2 separate regions of the Mus musculus genome follow, and region 2 is linked to region 1. The links are chromatin loops, found by intact Hi-C in ENCODE. Cell type or tissue: heart. All regions are shown on one strand. Each heading gives the region's core, and the rest is flanking DNA. Links, peaks and the distances in the headings are about the cores only.

Region 1 (9,740 bases), core at 3,627-7,626:
CAGAAAGGTGGGCACCTCAGGCAATTTCTTCAAGATGTCGGTAAAGTTCCCAAGAAAGTGGATAAGTAGATGCTTGAGGGAAGAGAAAACTTTTTAATGTGTCGGTCCTTAAAATAATAATAACAATATTAAAATTTTAGGCCATAGTATTTTTTTTTTTACTGTTCCCTCCACCCGAAGGAAATTAATACAAATAGAATGCTTACTTTTAAAGTAATGGAGTGTGTTCTGCCAGCTGTGTGGCAGCTTTGCCAATAGCTTTTTATTTAATTTGTGATTTTCTATTTTAGAGATGTACTGGACAGAGTTTGGATTGAAAAGTAGCTGTTTCTTCTCGGGTGGGGGCCCTTGTGAAAATGCCTCATTTTGCTCTAAAATAGGACACTACACATCGAGAGAGTGAATTAGTCTCTAGGACTCTGTTCCGTTCACTTCACTAGGGTCCCATTTACACTTGACCTGGGGGGGGGGTCCCGGCAAAGCCATGCAGACAACCTGGGCAGGGCCTCCTCATTCTAAAGAGAAGACCCCATCATTAAAACCATCTTCTTTGGACCGCGAAAACCACTTAGATCATTTTTTTAAGAATTAAATTCTCCACTGGAAAATGTAAGCCAGATTCTCGGGTTTCAAGTTGCACACCCTGGGTTACCTGCCTTCTGCTGTATCCAAGGTTGCTTAATGAACAGGGTTACTGGCAAAGAAGTTGAAGACTGTAAACCAAGGCATTCCGCTGGCTTTCCCGTAACCCAGGGTGACTGAACTGGTGTGAAATAATATAGACACTGCTCCTTTTGCCTTTCCCTTACATCATTTGATAATTATGTGTGTGTGTATGTGTGTATGTATGTGTAGCATCTGTGTGTGAACTCTCAGAGGCCAGAGGACATCCTAATATCCCGTCCTATCACTCTCCACCTTATTCCTTTCAGTCAGAGTTTCTCACTGAACTTGGAGCTAGGCTGGTGGCCAACAAGGCTGGAGGCTCCTCCTCTCTCTGCTCTACACGGCACTGAAGTTCCACACAAGCATGTGACCATACTCGGCTCTTTACATGGGTGCTGAGATAGGACCTCATGTTCTCGTGTTCCTACAGCAAATACTGTTGGACACTGAACCATCTTTCCAGTCCCATGAATTTTACAGTATCCTTTACTAGATAAATCCTTACACCTGCAGGCACAATAAATAGTCCACGGTTAATTTATAACCCTTTGCAAAGCCAAGTGTTGCCAGTGCAAGCAAGCTTTTGCTTCTAACTTTCTTCAAGTCCTTGGTATTTTTTTCACTTTGTCCAAAATTGAAATGCACACTTACTTTTACCTGATATCTACGTAATTTGGACATTGGAATTGGAATTGGAATTGACCTAGTGAACGAGAAGAAAGTAAAATTCCAACTGTATCAAAATGAAATGGCCTGAGTCTCCTGAAGTGTGTTCTCTTATTTTATAGACAGAAGAAAAAAGCAGGGAGTCTGTGGTGGAAAGAGAAGAAGCTGGAATAAAAGCAAATGCTATGATGATACACTGGCCTGTGGTTACTGCATATGGTTTTCATTTCCTTCATAATATACTCTCCCTCAACCATCTCTAGCTTTCTGTCCTCACAGCTCCCTTCATCCTCCATGTGTGACAGAGGAGGAAAGGTATTACAGTCTTCAAGATCGACTATAATTCAGGATGGACAAAAGGACAGTCTTCAAGATCAACTATAACTCAGGATAGTCAAGAGGAGTCAGAGATTCTTTTAAAAACCACACTATTCCTTGCATAGTCATCTCATTATGTATTAGATGTTGCTGGGATTTATAATAGTATCTTAGTCAGCAGGAGCACCAGAGAAGCAATAGAATAAGAAGCAGCTTGCAAAATAACCAAATAAGCAGTTATCACATATTGTTATGATAAGAGAAAAGGTTTGGTCATCTTCCTAGGGAAAAAGTATTAATGATTCAAGTGCTGATGCAGCTAGCTGAGCTCTTGACCAGCATTAATCCATTTGTTCCAACCTTGACCTAATGTTCTAGAAGGTAGCAATTGTGACTTCGGACAAAGGAACAATGGGATGCATTCCAGCCAATCAAAACCCAAAGTTCTCATTCCTAATGCATGCTGCAAGATTCTAAGTCATTCAAGTGCCTGTTGGAGACAGGCATCCTGGTGTTGAAAGTATGGAGGGGTCTCCCACCTGCTTTGGTGCCTAACCAAGAGGTACTGTAGCAGTCTCCCCTTGACAGCACAAAGAGGTATCTGTGTTCTCCAGTTCCCAGCTCAAAAAACTGAGAACACCTGAGAGATGGAAAAAAGAGAGCTAAAGGTAGGAAAAATTAGAACTTCTAATAGCAATAGTTCTTCTGGAGTTTCACCACTAAATAAATGTATGTCAACCTCTGGAAACATATATGCAAACACAAAAAGGATTTCAGTCCAAGCTTGGGTGAACCCATTGCTCTGGGCCTGAGTTGAGGCAGGATAGCATTAAACTATGCTAAGGCTTGTTAATGTGTCTATACTGTTAATAGTATGTAGGTGTTTCATAAGATACACTTCCTCAGCTAACTCATTAATTCTTTATTCCAACTTTCATCTTCCAATGTGGAGGCCAGGAGGCAAAGAGAAGGAACAGGTAGCAGCATATGTCTTTCCATGGCATGTCCCACGATTCCCTCCCTCCTACTATTCATCGCCTTCTAATAAGGCCATCAATTATGAACCTATCAAGGATTAGCTCAAGGTCCAATTACTTCTTCAGATTCCAGCTGACATCCAGGCATGGGATCCCCACATGAGCCTGCAGGGACACTTCTTGTTCAAACCATAACAAAGACTAGGAGGAAAACACTGCTATGTGTGTACAGACTAGGACATTTTAATGAGTGTTATAGACCCCAAGGCTCACTCCTTCTTTTCATGGCCTGAAAATAATATTGTCCTTGCCAATATGTATCTTATAACTCAACAAATAAGGATGATAGAAATAAGGATGGATGCTTGCCCAACTATAAATCCAGTTTTTAGATGAACCACACAGGGAGTTAAGATTGCTAAAAAACAGAGGCTAGGAGAGATGCTGTGTAAACATGACCACCATACTTCCAGTCCTCACAACCCAGGTAAAAAAAAAAAAGGCCAGAATCCCAGCACGAAGGAACCAGCAACAGCAATACCTCTGGATCTTGCAGGCCAGCCAGGCCAGCCAACGAGTAATCTCTAGATCGGTGAGAACCCTGCTTTAAAAGAAGGTGAGAGCCAAAAAGTGGTGGTGGCACATACCTTTAATCCCAGTGCTCAGGAAGCAGAGGAGGAGAATCTCTGAGTTCCAGGCCAGCCTGGTCTACAGAAAACCAAAACCAAAAATAAAATAAAAATGTGTGAGAGAGAAAAAGACAGCCAACATTGAGCCTTGGCCTCATACACGTGCAGCACACACACACACAGATGACTGAAAAGCAAACCAATTCTGCACTCCCTGTATTTTAACTGGAGTCTCTGTGTGGGGAAACCACCATGAACTTAGACCATTGCCCCATGAAATGCACCCAGCACCGGAAGGGCACAACCAGCTGCCTTCACACCATCCAATACACCTGCTGTTCTCACAGATGCTGAAGCCTAACACTGGAAGCCTCTGTTATGTTTCAATATCATCAATACCTTAAGATCAAACAAAAGCTAAGGCAATCAACAGGTGGCCGGCTACTGTTGGGGTAAAACCCCGCGCTGCCACTTCCATACTGTTTTTAATCAGGTTTCAGGGTACTTTAGAACAGATGCAGTTTTCAGACTCCAATAGCAACTTCAATGAAACTCATGCCTGTCAGCCATGAACAAATGCAAGGAAGTCATCATTGAGCCTTTGAAATGTGAAAGACAGACACCAAGAAGACGCCGAGGAGGGTCTGCCCCCGCACGTTTTTTTAAAAGTACCATTTTGAACTGCTGTACACTGCTGAAAGCTAATCTTTCAGGCTCTCGGGCTCAGTATTTTCTCCTGCCTGAACACCGTAGAAAGCAAGAGAGAGCAAGTTCGAGCCAAGAGACAGTTTCTTCGGTCTGCCTTTTTTTTTTTTTTTTTCTCTTTTAAACATAAAAAGAGTATTTTCAGCTATGTACACAAAGGCTGCCTGAAGCCTCAAGGATCTGTTTATTTGGTAATTTTAAAAAGAGTGGGAGGCCCACAGAGTTCTCACTCACCAGTCCAAATGTAACTTGGGCCCAGCACGAGGCCACAGGCCATCCCAGGGTGGCGAGCAGTTAGCCAGCAAGCTTGGGAAAGCAGAAACAGCTTTTAAGTGGCCCCAAGAGACTATGTCTTTTTCAGCACTGGGGAAATCAGGACTAGTATGGACAAAGAAAACCTCGGGGCAGAAAACCCCAGGCTGCTCCTGGATGCTCCGTGAAGCAAGGTGCCCACTGCTTTTCTAAGGCCCATCCTTTCTTACCTCTCCATGGGGAGGGAGGGGGGGAGAGGTTGGGAGTTGGGGGAGAAAGAGCCGAGCCAGGCCTGGGAAGGGCGCTGTGCACATGCTAGGCAGTTGGGAAACCGCTGCTTCGTGGCTTTAACTTTCGGCAATCCTCGGTTCACACACAAATACACGTGGGAGGAAAGAGGCGCTCTCATTTGATTGGTAACTGCTGCCGTTTCCCAAAGGAAACCAACATTGATGACACCTGAGATTTGAGGACCGAAAAAGAAGCCAAAAACCCTGGCCCGGCCTAAACATATCCCAGCAGACCTTCTTCTGCGGGTTCCAATGTGCCACTCCCTGCCCGCCCAGCTTGCCTACGCCCTCCCTATGGTAGAAGGAATGTGTTTCCCAGTCAGTCTTTAGCCCTTGAAGCAACTCAGCTGTCAGAAAGGCAGAGCGTTGGCCGAACCTGTCAACCCTGCCACAGAAAATTGCCTGCCTCCATTCTGCTCCTCTGTCTACTAAACTGTAAGCTGGAAACAACCTCCCTGACAGGGCTGCTATGAGAATAAAATAATGTATACTCCTGCTGATGCAAGCATCATGACTGGAACACACAACACACCGTGTGCCTCTAAGATGTGGATATTGTTCTCAATCAAGCCCCCGTTTACTATTTGCTTCCTGCATTTACGGAGACCTCAGATGTACTTGATTCACAAGTCAGGAAGCATTTCAACCCACAAATACTATTGCAAAAAGGAATAACTGTAACTTCCACAAGAGGGCACTGTGCCCCAAGCCTACTTGAAGGATTTGAAATACTCATAACTGTGTGACTGATGCCCTCTGCTGACCTGTTTACTTTTCTTGTCCTTGGGCCTTTCTTTGGCTTGGAAGGTGTAAATGATGTCTTCATGTGCGTCCTCACGCACTCTCAGCGTGGACTTTGAAACCCAGAGCTGCCCAAAAGCTTTCTGAGAAGTCCACAGTACTTACGGACTCATCCAAAGCAGCAGACACAAGCACACTTTCTGCAGGGAGTCCTCATGCCGCTACAGACACACCTGTGTCTAGCTCTCTGCTTGGGGTAACAGCCCAGGATTAGCAGTCTTTTGTCATCCCTGCAGCCCTGCCCCTCCCTGATCCTCTCCACCCAAACGCCAAAGCTGACACCTTAGTTTTTCATGGCTGGAAGGAAAAAAAAAAAAAAAATTCCCTATGATGATCAGGCTGAAGGAGGAACAACTTCCCCTGAACTCGGTTTCAGAGGGTGCAGCCGGAGGCTGGTTGGCTCTTTGGGGTGAAGCAGTGCGCCATGGCAGGGAGCCCATGGAGAAACAACACTGCTCATTTCAAGTCGCTGGGAAACAAAGAGCAGCAGGCCCAGGCCTTCAAAGGCAGACTCTCAGAGACTCCACTTCCTTCCACACCTTTAGTTCCCCAAAGGTTCTAGCACTGCCCTAAAAGATCAGGCATGTGAGTCTTTGACTGACAGGTAAGATCCAAACTATACCAGCTACCAACTCTATCTGGGCAAATAGACAAAACTGCTTCCTCCTCCTCCTCCTCCTCTTCCTCCTCCTCCTCCTCCTCTTCCTCCTCCTCCTCTCTTCCCTCCCTCCTTCTCCTCCCCTCCCTCCCCTTTTTCCTCCTCTCCTCCCTCCTCCCTCTTCTTCCTCCTCCTCCCCTTCCTCCTCCCCTCCCTTCTCTTCCTCCTCCCCCTCCTCCCTCCTCCCCTCTCCTCCCTCCTACCTCTTCTTCCTCCTCCCCTCCCTCCTCCCTCCCTCCTCTTCTCCCTCCTCCTCCCCTCCTCCTCCTCTTCCTCCTATCTTTGCTCTCACACCACCCCTCTCCAACCTTCCCTTTAATGTAGAACAAATGACAAGCAGAGCTCAAGGAGAGAAGCAAAATAGCAGAAGGGCAGTGGCTTTTTATGTAAACAAATATTTGACAGGTTGAGACATAATTAACAATACTATTGAACTTTTTTCCCCTGGTGTTTCCTCCCGAAAACAATATTTACTTTAGAAATCTGAGTTGTTAATATACTGCCCACACCATTTCTGTGTGCTCTAAAGTTGAGACTGGCTAGAGAACTGAATTGAAGTGACAAACAGTGGTCTCAGCAACTGCTGGAGCACGTCAGATGAATCTTTTCCTCTTTGTGAATTCTGACCAGTCACAAGCCAATGAGGCATAGGCGAGTCTTATCATCCAAGTAGCAACTTAGGTAAGGGCTCAGAATTTCTCAGTATTGAAAAATAAAATGTGACTTTTGGTTTCATTCTCCCTACACATTTTTAGAATCCATTTACATTGCTGGCCTATTAGATTTTTTTTCCCCGGAAAAAATGCAAAAATTCCAGGAAAATTATATTTTCATATGGTCCAGACTTAGCCTGGTGCTGCTTCGGCATTTTGTCTTCTGTAAGACATAATCTAACGAACACGTGGACAGTTGCTTTTACCCTCTGACTTTTTTTTTCAGAGTTTGAGAAAGGTTTGCTAATTCCCCTACTAGTGAACTCTATAGTAATGTAGACCTTTAGTAATATATAGGCCATGGTCACATGTCCTGAATGTTCCTTCTGGACTGAGTTCCAGTGTCTACTCCAATTTTTAGAAGGCTGCTTCCTGTCCCTTTGATTTCTATCATTTGGGTTATTCAATTTGTCATTCTGTCACCTATTTTTAATTCCTCTATTGCCTAGTTGTGAGGCAACTAAACTGAAAAAAAAAAACCACAACCAAACAAAAAATAATAGCAAATACAACACCCTGCTCTCTTCTGCTTAGACTTTCGAGGCAGCAGGCTCTGAGCAGTGTGTGGGGCTCACCCTCTGCACAAATGTAAACCTACCCCATTAGGATTATCTGTTCCACTCCCTGCACGCATTAGTTAATTCATGTGGAGTTAATAAACACACAAGTCCACTCATGCTAGAATAACTGCAGCTTTCCTGTTTTCCTACTTCCTCTTCTTTTCTCTACATCAGTGGTCCTCGGCCCTCCTGACGCTGCCACTCTTTAATACACTTCCTCCTCTGTTTGTGGTGAGCCCCCAACCATAAATTTGTGTGCCGCTACTTCATAACTGTAACCTTTGCTACTGTTTGTGAATGGGAATGTAAATATCTGATATGCAGCATTCCTGATGTGTGACCCCTGTGAAAAGGTCATTCGGCACCGAAGGGGTCATGGCCTACAGGTTGAGAACCGCTGCTCTACATGGGGTTAGCAAATTCCCTGGAAATCACTATCAAACCCGTTTGTTCCCCTGCCTACTGCCAGACTCTCCATCCAGACCCTCACTTTTCTCCAGAATTGCCACAGGCACTCTCCATGCTCAGCCTCAAAACTGCTGCCAGTCTTTAGACTTCACTTGTATATAAGGCTCTGTAATACTAACATACAGTGGCTTAGCTTATCTCTTTAAAGTCCCTGAGATTGCCATTAAGGGCAGGATCCTGTACTACAAAGCACTCAGCTCTCTGAGACCTATAATCCCCTTACCCCAAGCTTCTGTTCATCACCAGGATGCTTTAGGTCCCTGTGGACCGAACAATGGATCCACTCTGGATCCTGCTTGTGGTACTTTCTCTCCTTCAGCCCCCTTAGTATCCAAACACACTGCTGTATCTTCCCCCTCAAACTCAAGAGCATCTTACAACTCCCCATCCCCCACCACTTCCACACTGACCTTCTAGAACCACAAATACGATTGAGTACTGGGTGACTCCAGACAAAAGTGATAGAAAAGAGCTGGAGATGACAGCAGTCATAGTCATTTGCCCCACAACTCTTACGAGTGGCTCAACCTTTTGGAAAATTCTGCTCACTGGCAATGAGTTTCCTAAAGTCGACAACTGGAAACCCATTCAGATAAGGCAATGTATTAAACCGTGAAAAAATAAAAACAAACCCCACAGCTTTTCTTTTCTTTTTTTTTTTTTTTACAATACCTTTTTACATCCAACTGCCATCCGTTGATGTGAACGATGAATAATTCGTGCCAATTTGGAGACACAATGTGTACAATCCATCACAGGCAATGCCTGGATGCTTTGGGCTCCATGGGGCAGTTCTTTGTCTTTTCCCCCCCAAACCAAGTGCCCGTGGGTTTGAGAAAGCAGGGTAAGTGATCTTGGGGGACAATAACCCACTTTTTTTTTAATCATGAAACAATCTTCATCAATAACAGTAAACATAAAAAAATGGCATTAGTTGAAATTCCTCGTCAAGATTTTTATGAGAAACCAGAAAAATAAAAAGGATTACTTCACAGTATAGTAATATGCTATACTACTACCCGCTTGTTAGTTCTAATTTGAGACTACTTACAACAAGCAGAGGGCAAGTACCACTTGCACAGATGGAAGCAGCCACTGGAGAAAGTACCTCATTCATTTTGTGCCTTTGCCCTCTTCAAATTTAACCTACATTCCAACTGTTATGACACCTCCAATGTCCCTTATCCAATACCAAAAACATTTTTAATTTTTTCCCTCAGATTTTGAAATTTTTACATAGAGATAGCTTGAGAACAGGACCCATCTAAACATAAGACTTAATTACTTCATATACAACTTATATACCATATTAAGACAGTTTTATACTTCTTAAATAGTTTTGCACAGATTTCATGGAATAGAATGTAGAATTTTCACAGGGCATAGCATTGGTGCTCAAAACCTTTCAGAGCAGATCCTGGAGCATTTCAGATTTCAGAATTTTGCATTTGAGGTGCTCAGCACTAACATCGAGCTTCGGGTTGGGCTCTCTTCAAGACGCTTCACACAGCTTATCTATTGCAACAATTCTTCAATATTAAAGGTGAAAGCTGAGAACTGAACGGTTAGGTAATTCCAGACTTCACAATTTGTCCCATCTTTAGACAAGATGGATTGCTCATCACCAGCAGCAGGGTCCAATTACTTGATCAACAGAGCCGAACTCAGTGACTCAAGCTCCCACTCTTTCGTTCCTCCCCCAGATCTCTGTGACTAAATCCCATCACGTTCCCATCATTGTGCTTTGACTATCATATGTAGTCACATCTTGCCTGCAAATGTTTTTGTAATCTGAATTAAATTTGAGACAGTTCACAAAGTATATTCATATTACGAATCAGAATCACAGTTACTGCAATATTTACTTTCTCTGAGCCACAGGTATGACTCCCAAACTGAGTAGAAACAACACTTTTGGAGCGGTAACAGCTGCCCTCACTGGGCACACTTGCTTGGTCCATAGTTTTCCATTCTCACTAGTATTACCTATCTGTTTCTCAAAGGCTTTCACCTGCTATCCTCCACGAGTAAATTAAA
Region 2 (9,740 bases), core at 2,778-6,777, 61 kb before region 1:
GGTATATTGATAGATGTTAACTCTCTACAGGAGGAACAATTACACAAGATTTACAGTGTCAGCCATCCCACCATGAGTGAATTATAGTTACCAAGGCAACATCAGTTATCACAGTTCTTCTGGAGGTGGTGTGTGTGTGTGTGTGTGTGTGTGTGTGTGTGTGTGTATGTGTGTGTGTAAAATAAACAAAATCCTCCATGAGTGAGTGAGTGAGTGAGTGAGTGAGTGAGTGAGAGAAGAGAAGAGGGAGGAAAAGCAGGTGATAAATAGGTAGATAGGTAGATAGGTAGGTAGGTAGGTAGATAGATAGATATATAGACAGACAGATGATACTCCAGTGCAATATACTTGAGCAAACTACTCAATTGCAATATAAATAGACCAAGATACAGGACATGTATATGAGGTGTAAAGAATGGGAAGGGAAGGCCTAGTATATTTTTAATCATTATTTAAAATCATCAGAAGAAGATGGCAACATGGCAAGTTTTTCCAGAGCAGATTATATTTGAGAATAGTAAAACTCCAGGAGCACACAGATTAAAAATACATTATATAAAAACACCCTGCCTTCTATTATCCCCACTACCCTGTCCACACCCTACTTCCTCCCTAAAAGTCCCTTTCTCACATGTGTGTCCTTTTGGTTTTTTTGGTGAGCCACTGAGTTTAGCCAGAGCTCTCTATATATCCATGAGAGTGGAAATATTCAGTGGAGTCCGGTGAACTCAATAGCAGGTATCCAAACTAAAGGCAGTGACTCGAGACTCACTTCTCCCAGTAACCATCCATAGCCAATAATTTCCCATGACTTCACCATGAGCACTCTCCCAATCCATGGCTGACTACCGAATAGCCCTGTCATGTCTAGGTCCAGTACAAGCCACTAACTGTAGCTGCTGTGGGTTCATGATTGCACTGGCTGTGTGAGGCACAGAAGATGGACTCTCATAGCCCTTCTCCCTATCACTGGATTCTTTAATTCCTTCCACCCCCTCCTTCCTTGATTTTCCCTGAGCCTCAGAAGATGGTGAAGTTCATTTCTTGTTTTGTTTTTCTGTTTGAACATCTGGGTCTTGCTGTGTCGACCAAACTGGCACTCTGGTGGCAATCATCCTCCCTCTACCTCCTGGTTGCTTAGAGTACAGATGTTTGCCACCATACCCAGATTGGGACTGAAGTTTATGGTTGTAGAAATGTTTAGCTAAAAACACTGAAAGTTCAGGATCCTGAATCCTCCCTGGGCCTATTCTACTATCTTTCTGTTTTCTACTGGGAGGACTATGTACTCCCTGTGACTCACAGGAAAAGATAAGATTATTTTATCTTAGTCTCCAATAAAAGAAACCAGCAGTCCTTGGAGACATTCCAGGAGTGGAACTGAGGAGTCCAAGACGGGCCTGGACTATCTCATAGTACTTGAAAACAAGGAAATGCTCAAATGTTTATAGGAGAACACATGAAAAGGATACCAGAGGCAAACTTAAAGGAGGTTCCTAGATCTGGGGTGACTTTACTAGCAAGGTCAGCATCACTGTGGATTATGACCCAGCAGCTGTAAGTATAAGTAGCCACATAAATTAACCAGCTGACAATGAAATAGTAGAAGGGAAAGTTCCTAGTCACCAAAGATAATCCGCTTCATAAACTTAGAGAAGAAGTTTGAGAATTGTCATGTAGAACGTATCGAAGTTATTAACAGTGGATATTAAAATGAGGAAGTGAAAGTCGAATAAGAAATGGGATATTCACACTCTCAAAATATGACCCATAAGGTAAGTTTCAAAGAGAGACAAAATAGAAACTTGATAGGGGATAAACCTTGAAGGACGCCATCTTAACCAAATCACCAAAGTCCCTGGTAGTGGTAGGACAGAACACCACACATCTCCTGACACAACCCTGAGAAGGACATATCAAAAATGCAATCATATAACTTGAAATTAGTACTAACTAAATTCCAGCCAAGGCATACTGTACAAAACAGACGATTAGTCCTCTTCCCAAGTGTGAGTGTGGTGAATAGACACCGAGGAATAGCCACAAATTAAACAGGTATAGTATGGGCACTCATACAGGCTCCTGAGTGAAGGCCAGTCAGGACATCAGTTTCCTGAGCATGACCCGGGTGGAGGAGTTCTGCAAGGTGCTTACATTTGAAAAGATGCACAGAAACTCTGTGTTGAGTTTGGAGACCATCAATGGGGCTGAAGTACTCCAAAACGTATGTTTGCTCGCTTGATTGCTTGTTTACAAATCAAGGTTACCACAATTTCCCACAGCCTCTCCATCATCCCTGTCAGGAAGGCCAGTTGTTGACTCACTGCCTCTCCAGATCTGTCCAGAGACCTCAGCACATGGCTTCGGTACATAGCCAAGTCAAGGCTTCAGAGGAAGGAAACCGTTGAGTTTCAATCTGAAACACAAGGTTCCTACTGTGTTGAACGAGTGGGGCAGAGGCTATTAAAAGGCCATCGTTCCCCCGCTCCCACTCCTCCCTCAGTGCTCTGCCCACATCCCAGACTGCTTTTAATCTTACTGGGAGGGTACCTAGGGAGAAAGAAAGAAAAAAAAATAATAATGAATTGCTGTGTTCCTTGGCACATGAATAACAGTTCCTTTCCAGGGATCCAGGAATACAAATGAGGGGTTTTAAATCTTGCTAACTTGTGTGTGTGTGTGTGCATGTGTGTGTGCGTGTGTGTGTGTGTGTGTGTGTGTGTGTGTGTGTGTGTGTGTGTGTGTGGTGTCTCCTCAGGAAAAAGTCTCTTACGAAAACCAGGATAACTAAAGTTATTTTGACATGTGACATAGTATTCTTCCCACAGATCATTCTGCCAGACCAGAGATTCCCCTGCCTAGGCCTCGTGAGTGCTGAGAGTAAAGGCGATTCCACTTTTTATCTGTTGCCTTTTCCCACCCCCTTACCCACCATCCATCCTGCTAAGGGGAGGATGTAGATAGGGTACCACTTGAATCAGGAGGCTACACTAAGTACCACATTCAGAGAGTCCTAGCAGAGGTGATTCATTTCTTCATTGGCACCAATCACAGAGAGAGAAGGGGACCCTCAGAAGTGAAAGTGGGACATTTCCTTGAGCCAGACCCGTGTCAGCCAGTGGCTCATATGAACAGCTCTGCCAGTTGTAAATTCTTGAACTCCAACGTTTGCATGAGTAGTTATTCGCTGCTCAGAGTCCCAGAGAGCCACACCCTGGGGCTGGCGCCTAACCACCATCCTAACTCTCTGCCGAGCCACTTTAAAAAGCATGTGAATACTACCCTGTTGGAGCTAGTGTTTCTGTCTCAGGACCGAGTTCCATGTACAATGTATTTCATTGAGCTCCCGTGCCACACTGCAGCATGTACCATGTTAAGGGGATAAATGTATGGATTGCAGAGTAAAAGGGCTAGTAAAGCAGGAAGCGGTCAAACTGTCAACTGCCACTTTAGAAGGAAGATACCAACTTTTAAAAATCTATTAACACAAAAGAAATGATTATTCCTGAATGAAATGTTTTAGGGGCCAGTGAGAAGGGGGGGAGGGGGAAAGAGCCAAGATGATTGTTTTGTTTTGTTTCATTTTGTTTCATTTGGTTTTGTTTGTTCACAGCTGGGGGAATGAGGAAATGCTTTTTGTAGTAAACTCTGGAAAAAGGAGCTTGACTGGCAAGACGCATTCAGCACGGTCCAAGCTATCTCACAGGATGTGACTGGGTTTAGCGTTGTAAGACAGCTCTGTAGTTTTATTCTGGCCAAATGTCTGTATGATTCTCAGGCAGTTCCCTCCCCTGTCACCTTCCAGCCTTGCTTCTAACAGGGAGTCTCTCTCACTTTGATTCACGGTTTCTCACAAGCAGCTCCAGACTGCCTTTATAAGATAACACAAGTCTTGGGAGTGAGAACGGAGTTGAACCATCTGCAGTTCTTTCTTTGCTATAAAAATAAATAAATAAATAAATAAATAAATAAATAAATAAATAAGAATTTCCACACTCATATCCTTGTTGGGTCCCTCATCCCAACCCAACCCCAACACATACTGCGGAAATGGTGAAAGAGACCCCAGACAGAGCAGTGGGGGTCGAACTCAGGGCGCATGATTCACTGCCTACTGCTTTCATCCACAGTCAATTTTCTAGACAAGCCTGGCCTCCTGTCACTCCCATTAATCACGGGGCCCAAGCAGAGTCCAGCAGGGTGCCCCTTGTACGGCTCAGACAGGGTCTGGGGCATCACAAGATTCCCATTAAAAGCGAGATAGGGGTCTTGACTTCTCATTCATTCCCACAATGCACTTCATCAGCATCCCGCTACACACTCCTCCTGTGAGCAACTGGCGCTGCTGGGTGTTGATGTTGGTTTTGGCTTGCTTCCTCCTAGAGCAGCCAGCCGTTGTGTAAGCAAGTCTGTCTGAATCGCTCTGGGGCTAACTGCCTTCTTAGAAGTCCTCCTGCTGCTCATTATTTAGCCAGCAAGCCATTACTATTATTAGCTTTGAATTCTTCCTTCTCCACTTTCTGTTCACTAAAATACTGAAGTGTGGACAATCATCGCCCAACCAATTGTTAAATGCCTCTCCCTGCCCCCCCCACCTTTTCTATTATTTGGGTTGACATTCAAAACAAGTACAAAACTCAGGAACTTTAAAGAGGGGTTTGGGATGGAGAGTCAGTAACTAGATTCCTTCTCGTGCTCTTTCAGTAACTTCTAGTGTACGTGCCATCTTCATTTTGTATGCACCATACAGTCTATTCAGAAAAATTTAAAGAGAAAATAAAAAAAGAACAGCATTAGGTAGTTCTTGGCAGTCAGTCAAAGACAGCATTGCAGGGAAGGTATTTAAGTCTTTTAAGTGAAGCTATTTGTATATCAGCAACTGCATTTTTCATGACCAGGGAGAGCTATTTGCACAGTCTTTCACGGAAATATTTCTAGACAGTTTCTGTGGCTTTCCTCCCTGAGCTCATGTATTTGCTTCTGCTTCAGAACAGGACAATTTAATGAGCAGTTTTACAGCCCAACCTGCACCCTGCACACTCTACGGGGCTACATGCCTGCCGCATATAACCTTTGCCCTATTTGCCATTAAAGAACAAGACTTTCCTATAACCAACTTTATACTATGATGGGGGTGGGGCACGCAACTGATACTTCAGTCCACCCTACAGCCCATAGACATCAATGTTTTAAAAACTTTATACTTAAAAAAAAATAGGGTACATATTAGCATTACCATAGTCAGCCCCCTTCTTTTGTAAGGTGTTTATGTCATCTTTCATCCTTTGACCTAGAGCAAAAGGACCACGTGCTTCAGAGCAAATAACTCATTTGGCCTCATTTCTAGTCCAGGGAGGCATGTTCAAAGATAAACCCCAAATTATTTCAGAAATAAAAACAACAACAAAAATAAAAAATAAGAGACATCATTTTCTGTCTCCAGTCTTACTAATGATTGTCAGCCCTGGAAAATCCTCTTTGTTTTCGTTTTAAGACATAGGGTTCTGCATATTCTCAAATGAAATAAGTATCTAATTGTAAACAAAAAAAATACCTAAATTTGCCTTATTTTCCCCATGGGTTCTGCTTTTGGTGTTCTGTTGTTTTTCTTGCTATCTGCTAAACATTTGAGCTCTCCCTTTCTTTTGAGCTGTGGAGCCCCAAACAGGAAGCAGGGACCCCTGGCCGGGTCTGGGCAGGAGAACAACCAAGCCATTGTGCAGAGGAACACCACCTCCCTCCTGGCCCTGCAATGCCGGCCTCTGCCCGCCTGTTTTAACTACGCTATGGATTTAAGGTAGTCTGCAGTACCTCAGACACCTGGCTCGCTTTCTGCCCTACTTACTTCAGCCAATCTGTCCTCATCTCATAATTCTGTTTACTTTCTCTTCTTAAGGACAAGGAGGGTACTCTTTAAAACAGAGTGAAGTAAGTTCAGGGCAAATGAAAGGAAATGTACTTCATACAGGCAGGTTATAAACTTGCGGAACTCATTAGTTTCAAAAGGTGGGACTGGCAGGAAGCGTAAAGGAATTCAAAAACATTTTAGCCAGATTTATGAAAAAGAGCCATAAATGGCTACTAAGAATACCAGGGCTGTGACCAGCTTTTACAACTGAAATCCCACAGCTGCCTCAGCCCTCCCATGGCCATCTCTGGAGATCTACTGGAATGGCTGAACTCCCATGCAGCCCAAAGTGGGGTTTCCTAAGCACCCTGTGTCTTCTTAGTACTTGTTCTCAGTCTCACTGGATCTTAGAGAGATGAACACCCTACACACCAAACACGTACACACACACACACACACACACACACACACACACTGTTCTGAAGAAGGCAACTTTCTTTTTAGAGGAAAGCTTGGTGAATTTTCCTTCTCTGTTCAGTCATCTACCTACCACAGTGCCAGGCTGACTGTCTGGGAACGGTGACGCCTGCACAGTGGAAACTAGCTGAGATCACACTTGGATCTTAAACCATACATACTAACTTTCTTATGTTAACTCAGACCCTTCTTTGTCCTGGGGATTTTTTTTTTCCTCTTTGGCCCAAGATCATAAAAAGCCATTTTTATTCCACCCTATACAACCTCTCCAGTAGAACCTCCCGTCACTTAAACTCTTCCCAGGCTGTCTCCTTACTGCCGGGGTTCTCAAACTGGAACACTTTTTAAAACTGCAGATGCTCCAAGTTTCCTCCAGGCCAGTTAGCACAGCCTCTGTCCATAGAGCTCCAGGATCCTGTTTTCTTCAAAATCGTCTGGGTGATTCTCCCCAAAGGAAAGTTGAGGTCCTAGTCTGACAGGTTGTGGCCAAGGTATGACGCAAAGATCACACCATGCAACAGATATCACGCAAAAGATTCTTACGGACCCATTCCAAATTCGTGCCTGAAGAACATTCACTGGCTTCTGTAGATATATTCTGTATATATATTCTGTAGGCCTAAATTCTATATTCTGTGACCTGCTCCATATAGGACCTTCAATCATATCAGTTGCTTAGTTCCCTTCCAAGAAGGCATGGCACCTACTAGGAAGAATTGAAGCCAAGCAGAAGAATAGTATCAGATAGCTTATAACCACTTCCACTGCACATTCGTTTTCTTTTCTCAGCCCTCTCACGTGAGATTCACACATGTTGTACAGGTACCACTAAGCAGCTCCTGTGTTGTGTTTTGATTTGTTTTTAAGTTAAGGTCTTAGTCTAATCTTGAACTTGCTTTCAATTATCTTGTGACAACTCTCATTATATATACATACACACACACACACACATATATATACATATATACACATATATGTATACACACACACACATACACATTATATATATATATATATATATATATATATATATATATATATATACATACATACATACATATATGCCTGGTCCCACTATGCAATCCTATATACCATTCTCTTCTGATTCCTCCTTTAGGTCTTTATGAAGAAAAATGTTACTTCTACATAAATATGATTGAATACCGTCACTATTTGAATATGTCTTCCAAAAGTTTATATATTGAATATTTCATCTCCAAATTTAAATGTTAACAGTATTGAAGGGTAGAGTTTTTAGGAGATCATTAAGTCTAGATATATTTGTGGCCCTTGATGGCACTAGTGACCTTATTCTTATTTTAAAGATAGAGAACTGGGCTAGTACACTTCCTCTGCCACATCATGAGTTGACCTCTGCCATGTACTGGTGTATCAAGAAGGCCCCCACCAGACACTAGGTGCATGCTTTTGAACTGCCCAGCCTCCAGAACCTTGAACTATGCAGCCCTCTATAAATGGCCCAGACTGTGGTACTCAGTTTCAGGAACAAAGAATGGGCTAAGTCAAGGACTGTGTGAAATGTGTCAAAACATAATCAAAGGGACCCACTAGAAAGTTAATGACAAGAAAAGAAGATAACTTCCTAATGACAAAAGGAATTGAACATGCTGAGCATGAAGAAAGGAGAGAGAGAGATCAATTCTGGCTTGTCTTACTAGAAAAGTCAGTCACATTGGCCAGATCTTGAATAATGGAAGGATTTTAGTAACTATGAGACATCAGGTCATTTAGATTTAAAGGACAAGCATGGCCCAAAGCGACAGGTTGTGTTGCATCTAGTTTGACTGGGAATAGACAGTGTCCTGATATGATTGGAAAGGAGCGTGGGAAGCAAAGTCTTGTATCTCCCTCTTCCTAAGCAGCACGCCAACACTTGCAAGCTTTTTATACCGCATCGGATGTCTTTACTCTTTTGTCTAATGTAGCCTCTTTGAACTTCATAAGGTATATATTCCTCACCTAAAAGAAAGAGTCTTGACCCTAGTATCATGGTATCTGCATGTCCCATGGCAACCAAACCAAGTCTCACCGATCTTCTTGATAATAGCCTCCTCATCTGCTTCCTGAAACTTCTAGAGTTTCCTCTAGAGCTCTCTCCTCTCTTGGAGAACCAGTTACACCCAGTCACACTCCTTAGAGAACCAGATACACCCAGTCACACTCCTTGGCGCTCTTTACTTGCTGACCTCACGGTATGTTGCTCTTCATCTGTTGATAATCTCCTCCCAAAATATAGATGGCAAAACCTGTGCTCCGTCCCCTCCTTTAGTCTTCCAGGAAGCCTACAGCATGTAAAATGTTGACCACACAGCAAAGATTAGCTGGAATAAAATCCAATGTTCAATAAACTGGTTTATACCAAGATAGACTTTACAACAGAAACTTCTGTTTACACCATTTCTGTGAGGTCACCAGGGTCCATTATTTTTTTTTGCTCTACAACATTTGTGGAAGGGTACATTGAAAGATAACCAAAGGAAACACAATATCAGTGGAGTGATGAAATAGTATGTAATCAATTAAGACAAATCATTCTGTCACTAAAAAATAAAAAATGGTATTTGTGCACCATTGCAGAGCACATGATAAATAACTTACTGTGTACTTGCCAATGTATTGTGATTTTCATTTCTCTAATGATCAGTGTGGCTGGAGATGGATGGATGGATGGGTAGATAGATAAATAGATAGATAGATAGATACTCAGCCATTGTCTATATGTTATTTCAGAAGTATTTATTTAGAATTATTTAAAAGGAAAATTTACTGATGTATATTCAAAGAAATAGTTACGAGTTGCATAAAGATATTTTCAGTTAGGTACATTGTGGATGACGGCCATATTTACTCCATGCACCCCCTTCCCTCTGCCTGACTCCTCCCGCTACTCCCCCTCTCCCCTCAACCTTGCTTTTGCTTTTATGTTTTGTGAGTGTGTGTGAGAGAGTGTGTGTCTGAGTAAGACTAATCTATTAAATAAAATTTGAGAAAACATGGTGTATTTATCTTTCTAAGTCTGACTTACTTTCCTTAATATGAGCTCCAGTTGTGTATATCTTCTAGCAAATTATATAACTTTATTCTCTTTTACAGCTAAATAAAAACTCCATCATATATTCATGACACATTCCTTTTTAACTTTTATTTTATTATTTTAAATAACTTTATTTTATACATTTTAATCAAAATATGATAGTATCACTTCTCCCTTCCCTCCTTTGAGCCTTCTCCCATGCCTCCTCCTTCCAACCCCTCCCATGCTCTCCACCTCAAATTGACAGCCTCTTTTTCTTGATTATTGTTATACACAGAGACAGACAGACAAATATATAGATATAGCCCTCTAAGTCCATTTTTGTTGTTTGTGTGCATTAAGCTTCAGGGCTGACTAGTT

What was found. A loop is a pair of places that touch in the nucleus more often than their neighbours do. Peaks named below come from ENCODE experiments on the same cell type or tissue, not always from the same donor. Only the 100,000 strongest peaks of a DNase experiment are listed, where the experiment ranks them.
Region 2: a loop joins it to region 1, with 2.1 times the contacts of the local background. A loop is called at or near these places in 1 of 42 quality-filtered maps.

Annotation. Positions count from the first base shown.
Region 1 is chr1:161,972,064-161,981,803 of GRCm38, reverse strand. 4930558K02Rik (RIKEN cDNA 4930558K02 gene) reads left to right here and starts at 2,168. Exons shown (of 7, transcript NM_001204904.1): 1 at 2,168-2,318. The coding sequence starts at 2,298. It overlaps Pigc (phosphatidylinositol glycan anchor biosynthesis, class C), which reads right to left. Exons shown (of 2, transcript NM_001039045.1): 2 at 8,369-9,740. In heart, for the core only: a CTCF peak has its summit at 5,206 (motif pointing right); DNase peaks (open chromatin) are centred at 4,283, 4,793 and 5,263; H3K27ac peaks cover 1,315 bases.
Region 2 is chr1:162,032,680-162,042,419 of GRCm38, reverse strand. The region is part of intron 17 of Dnm3 (dynamin 3); the gene reads left to right. Among named protein-coding and RNA genes, the nearest start is that of 2810442N19Rik, 33 kb to the right of the region's middle. In heart, for the core only: no CTCF peak of the experiment used is centred there; DNase peaks (open chromatin) are centred at 3,209 and 4,339; H3K27ac peaks cover 3,581 bases.